3 separate regions of the Homo sapiens genome follow, and regions 2 and 3 are each linked to region 1. A link is a contact called in ENCODE Hi-C or POLR2A ChIA-PET data. All regions are on one chromosome and are shown on one strand. The core of a region is the stretch at or near the end of the contact, and the rest is flanking DNA. Distances in the headings are between cores, read along the strand shown. Region 1 holds the start of CCDC149 (coiled-coil domain containing 149). Region 2 overlaps DHX15 (DEAH-box helicase 15). Region 3 overlaps LOC124900681 (a long non-coding RNA gene).

What was found. Hi-C counts contacts between places; a loop is a spot of excess contacts on that map. ChIA-PET counts read pairs that join two places held with the same protein, here RNA polymerase II (POLR2A). Pooled maps may share reads with other maps.
Region 2: a loop to region 1 is called in a map of endothelial cell of umbilical vein, with 2.8 times the contacts of the local background. The contact joins the enhancer-like site here to the promoter of CCDC149 in region 1. A Hi-C loop is called at or near these places in 1 of 168 maps with a recorded cell type or tissue (endothelial cell of umbilical vein). POLR2A ChIA-PET finds 5 or more read pairs at or near these places in 2 of 52 experiments (PC-3 and PC-9).
Region 3: a loop to region 1 is called in a map of PC-3, with 4 times the contacts of the local background. The contact joins the enhancer-like site here to the promoter of CCDC149 in region 1. A Hi-C loop is called at or near these places in 16 of 168 maps with a recorded cell type or tissue (Calu3, IMR-90, PC-3 and 11 more), 1 of 37 single-sample maps with no recorded cell type and 24 of 50 pooled maps. POLR2A ChIA-PET finds 5 or more read pairs at or near these places in 2 of 52 experiments (MCF 10A and WTC11).

Annotation. Positions count from the first base shown.
Region 1 is chr4:24,911,060-24,915,144 of GRCh38, reverse strand. It overlaps CCDC149 (coiled-coil domain containing 149), which reads left to right and starts at 2,103. Exons shown (of 13, transcript NM_001395273.1): 1 at 2,103-2,328. The coding sequence starts at 2,281.
Region 2 is chr4:24,555,905-24,560,305 of GRCh38, reverse strand. DHX15 (DEAH-box helicase 15) reads left to right here. Exons shown (of 14, transcript NM_001358.3): 4 at 3,896-4,055. Among named protein-coding and RNA genes, the nearest start is that of DHX15, 26 kb to the left of the region's middle. Within about 2 kb of position 2,410, at least 2 of the 41 ENCODE cell types and tissues checked have a DNase peak (open chromatin) inside an H3K27ac peak, as active enhancers do; they include PC-9, where a contact is called at or near this core.
Region 3 is chr4:24,476,392-24,480,655 of GRCh38, reverse strand. It overlaps LOC124900681 (a long non-coding RNA gene), which reads right to left. Exons shown (of 2, transcript XR_007058077.1): 2 at 2,321-2,656. Among named protein-coding and RNA genes, the nearest start is that of MIR573, 42 kb to the left of the region's middle. Within about 2 kb of position 2,540, at least 2 of the 41 ENCODE cell types and tissues checked have a DNase peak (open chromatin) inside an H3K27ac peak, as active enhancers do.

The DNA of each region.
Region 1 (4,085 bases), core at 854-3,353:
GATGACCTTCTTTCTAGCTCCTTAGATTAAAAAGATAATGAGTTAGGCAGCCCAGAATGGTCAGAAGACCAGAAGCTTTAGCTGCATTCTAGCCCCACCTTTTTTTCTGCTGTTCTCTAGCACCTTAGTTTGCAAGCCCCCTAGGACAGGGACCATGGTGTGCAATGTTATTGAACTTCCCCAGGATGAGTGCTGCAGTTGTATACAACAGGCAGAAAACCAATGTGCTGACTAGTATACTGGTTCCTTTTCTTAGCTCCTGGCCAGCCAGTCCGTTGTAAAATTTTCTTTAGATTATGATGCCAGGGACTATTGCTTTTTGAAGGGCTGCCAGGGAGAGTTCAAGCCATTCAGGCCCTTCATCAGTTGTGTCACCATCCATTTCAGTTACCTGTTGATACCTAGCAAATCGCCCTAAAACTTAGTGGCTTAAACTACAACTACTTATTTAGTATGTGATGCTGTGAGTCAGCTAGTTGAGCAAGGCTCAGCTGGATGGTTCTTCGGCTGGTCTCAGCTGGGCTCACTCATGTGCTTGTCATCAGCTGTGCGGGTGGGGGTGGGGGGGCGTGGAGGGGGCGGCAGGCAATGGCCTCACTCACACATCTGGTGATGGTTGACTGTTGGTTGGGAATCCTACCTTAACCAGCAAGCTATTCGGAGCTTATTTACATGGTTTCCAAGAGCAGAAGCAAGAGTTAAATCCTAATGCACAATTGCTTTAAAAGCCTTTTTTTTTCTTTTTTTTTTTTTTTTTTTCTGGTAACACATGTACAAACGTTGCTTTGGTCAAAGCAAGTTACATGACTGAGCACAGAGTGAAAGAGACAGTGGCAGGGCAAGGGACAAAGAAGGGGAATGATTGCTGCCATTTTGCAAACAGTCTATCATGTGCAAAACAAGGCCAAGAACAAACTTTCAAGGTGATACTTCATTCTTAGATTTCCAAGATGCTAGAGCCAGAAGTCCTAGTTGAGTCCCTGTTTCTCCACGTTTCAGGCCTCAGTTTCCCCATCTAATAAATGAGGATAACATCCATTTCACAGGGTTGATCCAGGATCAACAGGGGCTAAAAATTATAAATAAATGTTGGTAATGATGCTTCCACAACTGTACAATGGGTTCACAACTTCTCAACCTACTTGCTCATCTCCACACACAGCGTTTCTGCGAGTACAGAGGGCTCACTATTGATAGTGGTCCAAGAGGGGATTTTAGGTGTCACAGGAACAGCACCTTGAATACGATTGACTTATGTGTGTGATTCACCTTCCCTCTGTCATTCTCTTTCAGTCTTTCCTCTTAGGAGAAGTCTCAGCTTAATGCCAATGCCTTCCCCTTTTGCTAATTATTTTATTTTTTGTAAAGAGGGGGTGTGTCACTTTGTGGCCGAGGCTGCTCTTGAACTCCTGTCCTCAAGGGATCCTCCTGCCTCAGCCTCCCAAGGTGCTGGGATTACAGGCATGAGCCATGGAATGCCACCAGTGCCAATTTGTCTTTGACACCTCTCTCAACCCATGCTAACCATCTCCCTCAGAGTTTTTGGCCCTATTTAGAATTGAATAATGCTTTATTTTCAATTTTTACATTTGCTTTCTATTAATGACAAATGATACGTTAAAAAATATATAAGCAAGCACTAATAGTTTAAAAAACAATGCTAAGTATATAATAAAACGTGGTTCATTCATTCTTGCGTTCAACAAATATTCGTCCAATAAATATATGTAGAGCATCTCCTATGGGCCAGGATCTTGCCAAAGGCACATCTGCGAACCAAGGAAACCCCTGCCCTCGGGGAGCTTGCATTCTAGGCGTGGGAGTCGTGATGGTGGTCGGAGAAGGACTGGATTTGGGGATTTGCTTCTTGCGGGGGACACAGGCCTGCCCGTGGGGCCCGCCTCCCGCGCGGAGAGCGCTGAGGGGTCCGGAGTGACCTGTAGGCTGAGACCCTGGCTTCCCCTTGCCTAGAGGCCGGGCAGGAGGCGCGGAGCCCGAGGTCGCGGGGCTGAGGGCGCGGGGCGGGCCCGGCGGGGCTCGGCTGCGGCCCGGGCTGTGTCTGCGGCCCCGGCGGCCGCGCCCCTCCTCCCTTTCCCTCCGGCGGAGGCTGACGTGGAGTCAACAGCGCTGGCGGCCGCGAGAGGCGGCGGCGCAGCGGCTCGGAGGCGCCGGGCCCTCTCGGGGCCGCGCGGGGCCCGGGCGGCGGCGGCGACGCGACGTCGCGAGGAGGAGGAGGCGGCGGGGGTCCAGGAGGCCGGCCAGCGCATGGAGGAGGAGGCCATGAACGGCGACCGGACTGAGAGCGACTGGCAGGGGCTGGTGAGCGAGGTGAGGCCGCGGCGCCGGCCAGGCGGGATGGGCCGGGCCGAGCGGCCGCCAGCCCCGGGCCCGCGCCCCCAGAGAGGCCGAGCTGGGAGGGACGAGAGGGGGGCGCGCACTCCAAGTGGCCGCGGCTGCCGCACCCGCGCGACCCCGCCAGGTGCGCCGCTCCTCCTGCACTTTCGGGTCTGCGCGGGCGCCACTTTCTTCCGCGCCATCTGGTGTCAGCCTTTGGGGAGGGGCCTTCCCCCCAAGGCAGGGGTTGGCCCTGGATTGGAGGCTGAAGCCCTGGGATCCGGGAGCAGAAGGTGCCAAGCCCCACCTGCCTGCCCGCTCGCCACTGTTGTGGAGCCAAACAATTGGACGCCTGGGACTGAAACGGGAAGGTGGTGCCATGGGGGAGAATCCGAGCCCTGGGGTGGAACCTGGGCCAGGTGGAATTACCTGCGGCGGTGGTTCGAGTTGGGGGAGTTCGGGGGTCCGCTGCAGCCGTTCACTCATTCACTTGCTCAATTCAATCAACACGTGTTTACTGCAGGCCTACCATGTGTAAGGTGGGGAGGGGCATTTATCGAAAAAGTGAAACACAGGTGCAGAAGTGATTCGATTTGTGGAAGCACAGAACACCGTGTCCCCCTGCCCTGCGACTCTTTTGTCATAAACATACCCTGGGGGTCCACTTTCAGGATCCTATGCTGTTTGCTCTTCAGTTCCCCCTAAGAGTTTGCCGGCCTGCCGGGAGAAGCTGCCGGCCTCTCCAGGTGAGAGGGAATGCGGATTTCTCCCTCTCACCTGGAGGCAACCAGGTAAGTTGCCCTGGTTTGCCACCATTTGTGGGGGCAATTCCTGGTGTTACTTACCCATGCCGGGGAATTTCTCCCTTCTGAGAACCAAGCTCCAGCCAAGGCCAACTTGGGGCTTCCTTTTCTTTAATCCTGTGCACACAATGCAGAGTGTATCGGTTTGCTCTTTTCCTTTCCTTGTGGGTTATGGGAAGGGAAACCCTCTACTCCCTCACTCCTTTCATCGTTTTCTGGGTCTCCAGGTCAGTCTGATAATAGTGCTTCATGCCCAGTGTGTGCAGAGCGTTGTGTTTCTGAAGAGGAATGACATGCGGTAGCTCCTGCCCTAGTTTAGTTTGCTCAGCATTGGTCTAGTAGTTGAAAGCTCTCCTAACTGTCTGGTGTTATGATCCATTGTATTGCAGCCTGGCTCCATCTTCTCAAACTGTCAGGCTTTATGTTAAGGGGCAGATCCTCTGGGGACCTTGTTTCTGGTCCCATCAAGAATCATACTTAGTAGTCAAGGAGGCTGGAGGTAGTTCTCCTTAGAAGTCCAGTGTTAGGCCCTTAAATAGCAGCAGAATCTTCACTACTCCAACAATTGCATATCAGGTGCCTGTTAGGAGTCAGTACATTGTGAGGTGCTTGGGATTCAGTGGTGAATAAGACAAAGAACTCCCCTACCCTCAAAGAACTCCTGGGGGTTTCATGATATAGTCTGGGAGGAAGGTCATACCGTAGACAGTGAGAGTGAACTAAAGGATGGAAAGGCTTCAAGTGCTAAATGGCATGGGGTGCCCCTCAGTTGGCTGGGCTTAACCTTCACCTTGCCCTGACCACATTATTGTAACAATAGGCTTCCTCACTAGGCCGTGTGCTTTGTTTGGTTCTTTATTCCAGGGCCTATACACAGAGCTCTGTATGCAGCAGGTGCTCGAAAAATGCTTGTTGAATAAGTCAGTGAATCCTGAAGTAGGTCCTTCA
Region 2 (4,401 bases), core at 1,161-3,660, 360 kb after region 1:
TTTTATAAAAATGATTTTTTGCCTTTCTTAGGCTTAGTTTGTAATTTTTTGGAATGTTTCATAAAATATATATACATATATATAAATACAAAAATATAAATAAGTAATATATTTGCAGGATGTAATGTTTTACCATGGTTTGTTCAAATCAGAATTAGTGATGTGTTAGGTGTCGTCATCTTGCTGAGATCATAGTTGGCAGTTGGCTTGTAGTTATACTACGCCATCTACATGTGCCTGTTGCAAAAAAATACTTAAGCTAGGTTGATACTGTTCAGTACATGGGGTTTTTGGTATATTTTATTAAGCAGTCACAGTTGAAAAGCTGAACTGTTACTTACTCCAAGGATGTTTTTGCTACTTTAGACATCTTTAGGTAATCTGCTTCTTGTTTAATTTGATTAATTTAGACTAGTGTTTCTTAAACTTTAGCAATCATCAGAATCACTTGAAAACTTGTTAGAGCAGATTGCTATGCCTCACCTTCAAAATTTCTGATTAAGTAGATCTGAGATGAGACTCAAGTTTTGTAGTTCTTACTAGTTCCAAGGTGATGCTAATAAATTTTTAAGAGCATCTCTGCCCTAAAACAGTTGGAAAACACTGTAGATAGTAAGGCACCCAGTAAAGTGTGGAGTTTGGCTATCCTGTGGCACTTTTATTAATTCATCATTGAAACTTCAAACTTAAAATTTTACTATTGTGACTCATTCCTTAGCCTGGATAAATATTTCATTACTACTAAGAAAGTTAGTAAAACTTGACTCTTACATAAAGGAAAATGGACTGTAGTTTTTATCTCCAGTGCCTGATTCTGCCTTTCCTGAGTTCTGTGTCAAGTTAGTTTTTTGTTGTTAAGCAAAGGGTTTCATACATTTAACAGTATAGCAAATCGTCAAGTACTGTTTCTTTTTTTTTTTTTTTTTTTTTAGTGGCTTAAAATTGACAAATTCATTCTCTCACAATTCTGAAGGTCAGAAGTTCAAAAACAGTATGTTGGCAGGTTAGTTCCAACTGGAGGCTCTAAGTGGCAATAGTCTTTCATGATTCTCTCCTAGCTTTTGGTGGTGGCTAACAGTCCTTAGCATTCCTTGGCTTGTAGCTTTGTAACCACAGTCTCTGCCTTCATCTTCACGTGGCTTTCCTTTTGTGTTCAAATCTCCCTCTCTTTACATTTTGTAAGGATACTGGTCATTGGATTTAGGGCCCACTCTTAAATTCAGGGCGATCTTGTCTGAAATTTATAACTTAATTACTTCTGCAAAGACCCTATTTCTGAGTAATGTCACGTTGATAGGTACCAGAGGTTAGGACCTGGGCATATCTTTCGAATAGCTTTTTGCTATGAAATTTGTACGTACAATGGGTTCCTTTATCTGGGACTTTGTGAAGAGTGTGTTAATGTAGGAGAGACTTAGGACTGGGAATCAGTACAGTGATACCTAGTCTTAGTAACTGGTTTTGAGAGTCTGGAAAAGTTGACTACGGTTTTTTTCGTTTTCTTCACTGGAAAAGAAGTAAATTTGACTATATCCTTGAGACCTTTGAAATTTTGAAATTTCATTTTTCTTGAAATTATTCATTGTACAAACAGCAGTATCCCATATTAACTGGTGATGCAAGAAGTAATTAAGTGCAGCACCTCATGGAATGGGATCACTGGGTGATGATCAGTATTGAGGAACCATTGGGAATTGTCTGGATGATAGAAGTTTTGGCCATTTAACTAAGTACTTGCAATATGCATAGTTAATAAAGCACAATAAAATATTTCCATTAATCTAATTTATAATATTTATAGTCTGCCATCTGTAACATTTCTTCCCTTAGAAAAATAAAAAGGAATGTCTGTTGGTTAGCTCTGCTCCATATTGTGATTGATTAAAGCTTGAGGAATGTGAGGAGAAAAAAGATCAAAATAAAGAAGGTGACTTTTAAAACTAGTTTTAAGAAGTTTTCAACTTAAAGTCATATTTTATCATTTCTGTGACTTTTTTCTCAAGTTTTTATTGTCTGAAGTTACAATGTGTCTCACAATCTACTGAGGTCTTGTAGTTGGTGGCAGTTTGGTTATTATTGCCTGTGAATGCTTGAACTCGATCTAGCTGTACATATTTTCACCTCAAATAATGTGAATTGTTGGGTCTGTATATACTGAGAGTATTTGCTAATTTAAATGCCTTCAGAAATATTAAATATTACACTATGATTCCATGTTGAAATGAGCACTGAGTATCAAGAGGCTGGGAAATGGAGCAATAGGGTGTAAATATGCTAGTATTTGAGCAAATGTTGGAAGAGTAACCAATCCTTTTTTTTTTTTTTTGCCTTGCAAATCAACAGACCGCTCTATTGAAGCTAAGAGAGGTAACTCACAAATAGAGGAAGCTGTATGTTATGTTCTGCTACTGAGATCATGTACAAGAGTATTGCCTCTCTCGTGTCTGTGATATATCGGAAGACAGGAAAAATTACCAAACGTCCTCAGATCAAAGAAATTTCAAAGCAGCTAAGGGCTATAGTGTTGCTGATTCTTGCACTATGCTTTACTGTCTTTAAGGCACTGAGTCATAATTTAATTGGCAGTGTTTTTTCTTTCCTGGTCTTACATAAAATAACCTTATAGCTAATGCTGTTTGTCCCTCCCAGGAATGTGGTAGTTTATTTTTAAAAATATGACCAAGGACAAGAAGCATAAAGCATATAAATGAGTTAAGATGGATTTGTTTGCCAATAGTTTATGAAATTTAGAATTAAGTTTAGGTGAAATAAAGAGAATTCACTTCTTTTTGTTGTACACTATCAATTTGCTGAACTTAATGCTCCAGCAGATGGCATGAGCTAAAAATATCCAGTTGGTCCATGAAAGATTAGGTTAGACTAATCATAAAAAGAGCCAAAATGGTGAATTCATAAATGATGGCTTCAGATTTTTTAATACCACTTTTAAATCCGTAAATAAAATAATGGGTTTTTATCTAACTGGATGAGCTGTGACTTAAGCATCTAAAGGCATCCTGTGTTTTGTCCAGGTGCCAAAAGGAAGATAGTTGTTTTTCATAGTGACATCAGTAACCAGTGTGGAATGGACAGGAGATAGCTGACCCCTGCAAAGTTATACAATCTTGACCCTTGATCTCATTGCCTTCATTCTTACGTGGCGCCTGTCTTGTGATAACTGGAGTCCATATTAGCAGCCTTCACTTGAGCCATCCCTAACTAAGCCTGGTTTCCCTTTTTGGTTCATTGATCAATCTGACGTCATTTGTTTTTATCTTCCATTTATGTATCAGCATTTGTTTAGTGTTGATGCTGCCCCTCAGTCCCACTTCTTTTATTATTGAATTCCTTTTGTGCTTTAAGATTATTTCTTTGGGGTGGGAGGACTCACGCTTTCAGCCCTTTTGAACCAAGAGCCTGTTGTTAGCTTATTAAGTAAGGAATTGTTAAGGCTTAACAAAAAATGTTTATTTGCATGTGGTAACATTTTAGTGGTGTGACATGAAGCAACTTAAAATGGTTTATTAGATTTTGCGTGTTGAATATTTGTATGTTTTTAAAAGGTTTAAGAAATTGAAAATGACGAATTTTGCCTTGGCATTCATGTGAAACCATGTGATCATTATGTTCCATAATTGGTCATATCATGTCTTCCCAGTACATTTCAGTATTACATTTTTCAAGAATTGATGAAGCATATCTTGTTTCATTGTATACTCTTAAAAGATTTTCTTGAAACTTAATTTTGCAATTGATCATGAAACAGTAGCACATTTGTTTGGGGCAGAAGTTTATTTTTAATTTACCTTATGTCTTTGCATTTCATTTTTGTCACGAAGTTTGGTTTTAAAATGACCTAACGGAACCTTTAACCAACATGTTCTTTGGAATATAGGTATATGACTGATGGGATGTTACTTCGTGAAGCTATGAATGATCCCCTCCTGGAGCGTTATGGTGTAATAATTCTTGATGAGGCTCATGAGAGGACACTGGCTACAGATATTCTAATGGGTGTTCTGAAGGAAGTTGTAAGACAGAGATCAGATTTAAAGGTGAAGTAATTTCTTCTCTCCATTTAACTATATATGTGTGTATGTGGGCATAAAAATGGGGAATACATACTGATCAATAACCAACTGTAAGAAATCACCTGTAAAAGAAGGAACTAGTAAGTACCTTCTTGTTTTGTTTCTGCTTTGCTGTGCTTTCATTTTAGACTTTATTTCTCCCCCTTTATAGTAATGCATTTTTAAGCCCAATCTTCTCAATTTGTAACCCACCTAGTTCTTTTATAATCTAATAACATATATGTGTAACTGTGCTACTCACTGTACCCTTCATTAAGTACAGAGGCTTATTTTACTTAAGGATCAAATCTTTCTCCCTCAGATCCATGTC
Region 3 (4,264 bases), core at 1,291-3,790, 430 kb after region 1:
CTCTCCCCTGAACTCCTGTCACCTGCTCTGTGGCAGATATCGTAAATTAACTCATTCGGTTTCCATTGCAACATTCTCCTACTAACTCTGTGGTTCATAGAGGCCAGAGAGCCAAAAGCAACATTTCCCAGAACCTTTTGCAGGTCACCCATGTGACCAAGGTGCCTCCAGGCAAACACACCTTCTCCAGTCTTACAGGCAGAAGTGCACAATGTATGGCAACTGCTAAGTACAGGGAGATCAGATGTTCTGGCAAATGAGGTTACCAAGCTTCCTGTTCTTCCAAGACTGTGGGTGGTAGAGTTTCTGGTGTCCAGTCTATTGTCATATAGCTTTTTTTCCTGGCAGCTTTGTTCCTATTTGTAGCATCCAAACCCAATTCTCTAACCCTCCTGGAAATTATATGAGTTACCTAAGACTTTCTGCCTAAAGTATCTGAAGTGAATTCTGTTGCCTGCAAATAACAACCTGTGATATGCTCATCAGTGAACTTCATTTATTATTATATATTTTATTTGTTGTTCTACAGGTAGTGACACCTTTTTTCTGAACATAGCGTCTGCTCCTTAAAGACAAAAAAGTGGTCACGTACCCTCTATCATGTTAGCCACAGTGCAGAGAACATAGTAGGTGCAATGTGGATGACTGCCATTTTTGCCTGCTTGACATCCAATCATCATTCTCCCAAAAGTACCAGATACACAGACTGTCCTCGAATTTTCCTCTGGGAAGCTACGTCTTCTTCAGTCTGTTTATTTGCTTTGGTGTTATGGACTTCTAGAGCCAAGGATGGGCATGAGACTCAAGCCTGGCCAATCACAGAGCATTGCATCCCACTGATTACCATAATTAATGTAAAGATGGGAACATGACCCAATCAGAGCCAATGTTTTAGGATCTAAGGATTTTTGACTGGACTGTTGAGAGAGAGAGAGGGAGGGAGGGAGGGAGGGAGGGAGAGAGAGAGAGAGAGATGCACATCTATCTCATCTGTCTACTCTCTTTCTGTTAGGACCACTGATACAAAGGAAGAGGTGAGCCAGTTATGTTGGAGGCTCCATGTGGAATGGAAAATGAAGTCAACCCAAAGGCAAGCAAAGCCAAGAAATTGGGTTGTTGACACTGTTTGAGATTTGCATAGACCAGCCTTGCCTGAAAACACCCCTACTCCTGGGCTGTTCAGTCAGGAAAACCATTAAAGTTCTTAAAAATTTTTTTGTTTTGTTTTAGCCAGTGAAGTTGGGTTTTTGTCACTTGCAACTGAGTCCTGACTAATACAGAGGTTGTCCAGAAATATCTCCTGATTGGGTCATCAGAAAAAGGGCAAGAGTTGAAGGTCTTAATTCCCTATTTTCTCCCTTCCTTTCCTTTCCTTTCCCTTCCCGTCCCTTCCCTTCCCTTCCCTTCCCTTCCCTTCCCTTCCCTTCCCTTCCCTTCCATTCCCTTCCCTTCCCCTTCTTCCTTCTTCCTTCTTCTTCCTTCTCCTTCTCCTTCTTCTCCTTCTTCTCCTTCTCCTCCTTCTCCTTCTTCTCCTTCTTCTCCTTCTTCTTCTTCTTCTTCTTCTTTTTCTTCCTCTTCTTCTCTTTTTTTTTTTTGATAGAATCTTGTTCTGTCACCCAGGTTGGAGTGCAGTGGCACAATCTGGGCTCACTGCAACCTCCACCTCCCAAGTTCAAGCGATTCTCTTGCCTCAACCTCCTGAGTAGCTGGGATTACAGGCACCCACCACCATGCCTGGCTAATTTTTTTTTTTTTTTTTGGTATTTTTAGTAGAGATGGGGTTTTACCACGTTGACCAGGCTGGTCTCGAACTCCTGACCTCAAGTGATCCACCTGCCTCAGCCTCCCAAAGGGCTGAGATTACAGGCGTGAGCCACCGTGCCTGGCCTTAATTCCCTATTTTCTTTTTACACTTTCTCTCACCTCCACTCCAGCCTTTCACCAAGTGATCGAGACATGTCCAGACATTTAATGATTTGATGCAACAAACAATTCAAATACAGCTGAGATGTTTGCCTCCATGAGAGTCAAAAACAAACAAACAAAGAAAATCAAGATGTACCCTGATCAATTACTCTGTTAAACAAATTGGCAGCTGCTTCTGGAAGGGAAGAGACTCCCAGTGAGGGCCAGGCAATGAAAGGATGTGGCTCTGAGCTCTGTCCAGCCATAGATGCTATTTGCCACTGTACAGCATGGTGGTTAAGAACCCTAGCACATATGGAATTAGGGTTGTATGGATCTGAATATTACTCCACACTTGTTAGATGTGCGATCTTGGCCAAAATGCTTAACTTCTATAAATCAGCCTCAGACTGGCTTATAATGAGGAGACGTTTATTGGCTTACACACTTAGAAAGTCCAGGGAGGTGTCTAGCTTCAGGTTGGGCTGGATCCAGTTACTCAAAGGATCTAAGTCAGGAATCTGCAGTGCTTCCTCTCAGGCTCTCTTTCCTTCTGAGCTGGCTTCATTCTTAAGCAGCTGGGTTCATTCCGGTGGGAGTCAAATGGCCTGGAAGAGCGCCAGGCTTACACATTCTCCCAGCCTTGCTCTCCCAGCAGAGAGAGCACGCCTCTCTATGGCTCTGGTGAAAATCTCTATGGCTCTGGAGAGGCAGAGCTCTCATCCGGTCACCTGGGGTCCCCTGCACATCCCTGGAGTGAGAAAGTGAGGTCAGATCACTGAGACGGGGAAGGGAATGTTTCTCAAAGGAAGAGCAGGGGGCTGTTCCCAGAAGAGGGAACCGACACTAGCTGGGTAAAAACAACAGATGCCACTCCTCACTCTCAGACTGTGTTCTCCTGGGAGAAACTGGAAATGTAATCGTTCCCACTTCATAAGGTTTTGGTAAAATTAAATGAGTTAATGTTTGTGTCGCAGATGCTGTTGGTCCCAACTCAGATCCGCACAACCCTGACCATTTCCACGCATGACCATTTCCATGAATTTCCCAGATTCCATCAGCAGCAGCACCCCGTTGCCCGAGGACTTACTCTGGCTGCTAGACCCCACTTTGCCTGTGCTGGCCACAGGTGGGATGTGCCCGGGAGTGACCAACACCTAGGAGTAGCCTTCCACTGAGGAGCTGGAAGATCAGCAAATACCCCAGCCCCTCACACTTCCAGGAGGGTCAGTCTAGACTGTGCATTCCACACTGCCTCCCAGAGGGTCCCAAGCAGAACTAAACTCTTCTTACCCAGAGTTGCACTCCTTACAGCCTCCTCCACTTCTTTCTCTCATTTCTCCTACTTCCTTACCTGTGTTTCCTAGGGTTACCTCCCAAATAAACAACTTGCACTCCAATCCTTTTCTCAAGGAAGCCCAAAGCAAAAGAGATTGTTATGTGCTGTATATCATGCCTGGCACGTTAGAAGCATTCACTAAGTTATTTGTTATTATTACTGCTGTAGCTGTTTTGAGGTTCATTTCTTCTTCAGTTTCTTTTCTTGATTTTTTTTTTTTTTTTGAGACAGTGTCTCACTCTGTCTCTCAGGCTGGAGTGCAGTGGCATCTCAGCTCACTGCAACCTCCACCTTCTGGATCTAAGCGATCCTCCCTCCTTAGCCTCCCAGGTAGCTGGGATTGCAAGTGTGCACCACCATGGCTAATTTTTGTATTTTTAGTAGAGACAGGGTTTTACCACGTTGGTCAGGCTGGTCTCAAACTCCTGACCTCAAGTGGTCCGCCTGCCTCGGCCTCCCAAAGTGCTGGGATTACAGGCGTGAGCCACTGCGCCCGGCCCTGCCTCAGTTTCTTTTTGCATTAACTGTTGCACCCTCCTCCCTGGCCTTGGCATCACGTGTTTTCCACAAAAGGTAACTTCCTCTTCTGTTATACATTCCTTTTGCCCTCCTGACATTTCCGTGTCTCACAATTTCTTAATTTTAATCTTTCCCCAGGGTAATTATGATTTCGATGAGATGTAAACTTTTAAACAGTTTCAAAGTAATAGTGGCAACCCCAAATCCTAATAGACCAAACACTTGTTGAGACTGTAAACTTCTTGAAGGCAGGAATGATATTGGTTTTCACTTTGCCTCAAGTTAACACGTGTTTGCATTCAGAATGCTTTTTTAAATAAGACAAATTAACAGACTTAATAAAGGAAAGAGATGGAATGAAATCGACTTCCTCTGTACATTACATCTGCTTCCCATCTGCAGTTTTAGCCAAAATGATCATTTTTTATTCACATCTACAAGAATTTGGCCTCTTGCATCTGCAGAGCTGAGCAGTCATTCACTAAATGACACCCTAGTGGT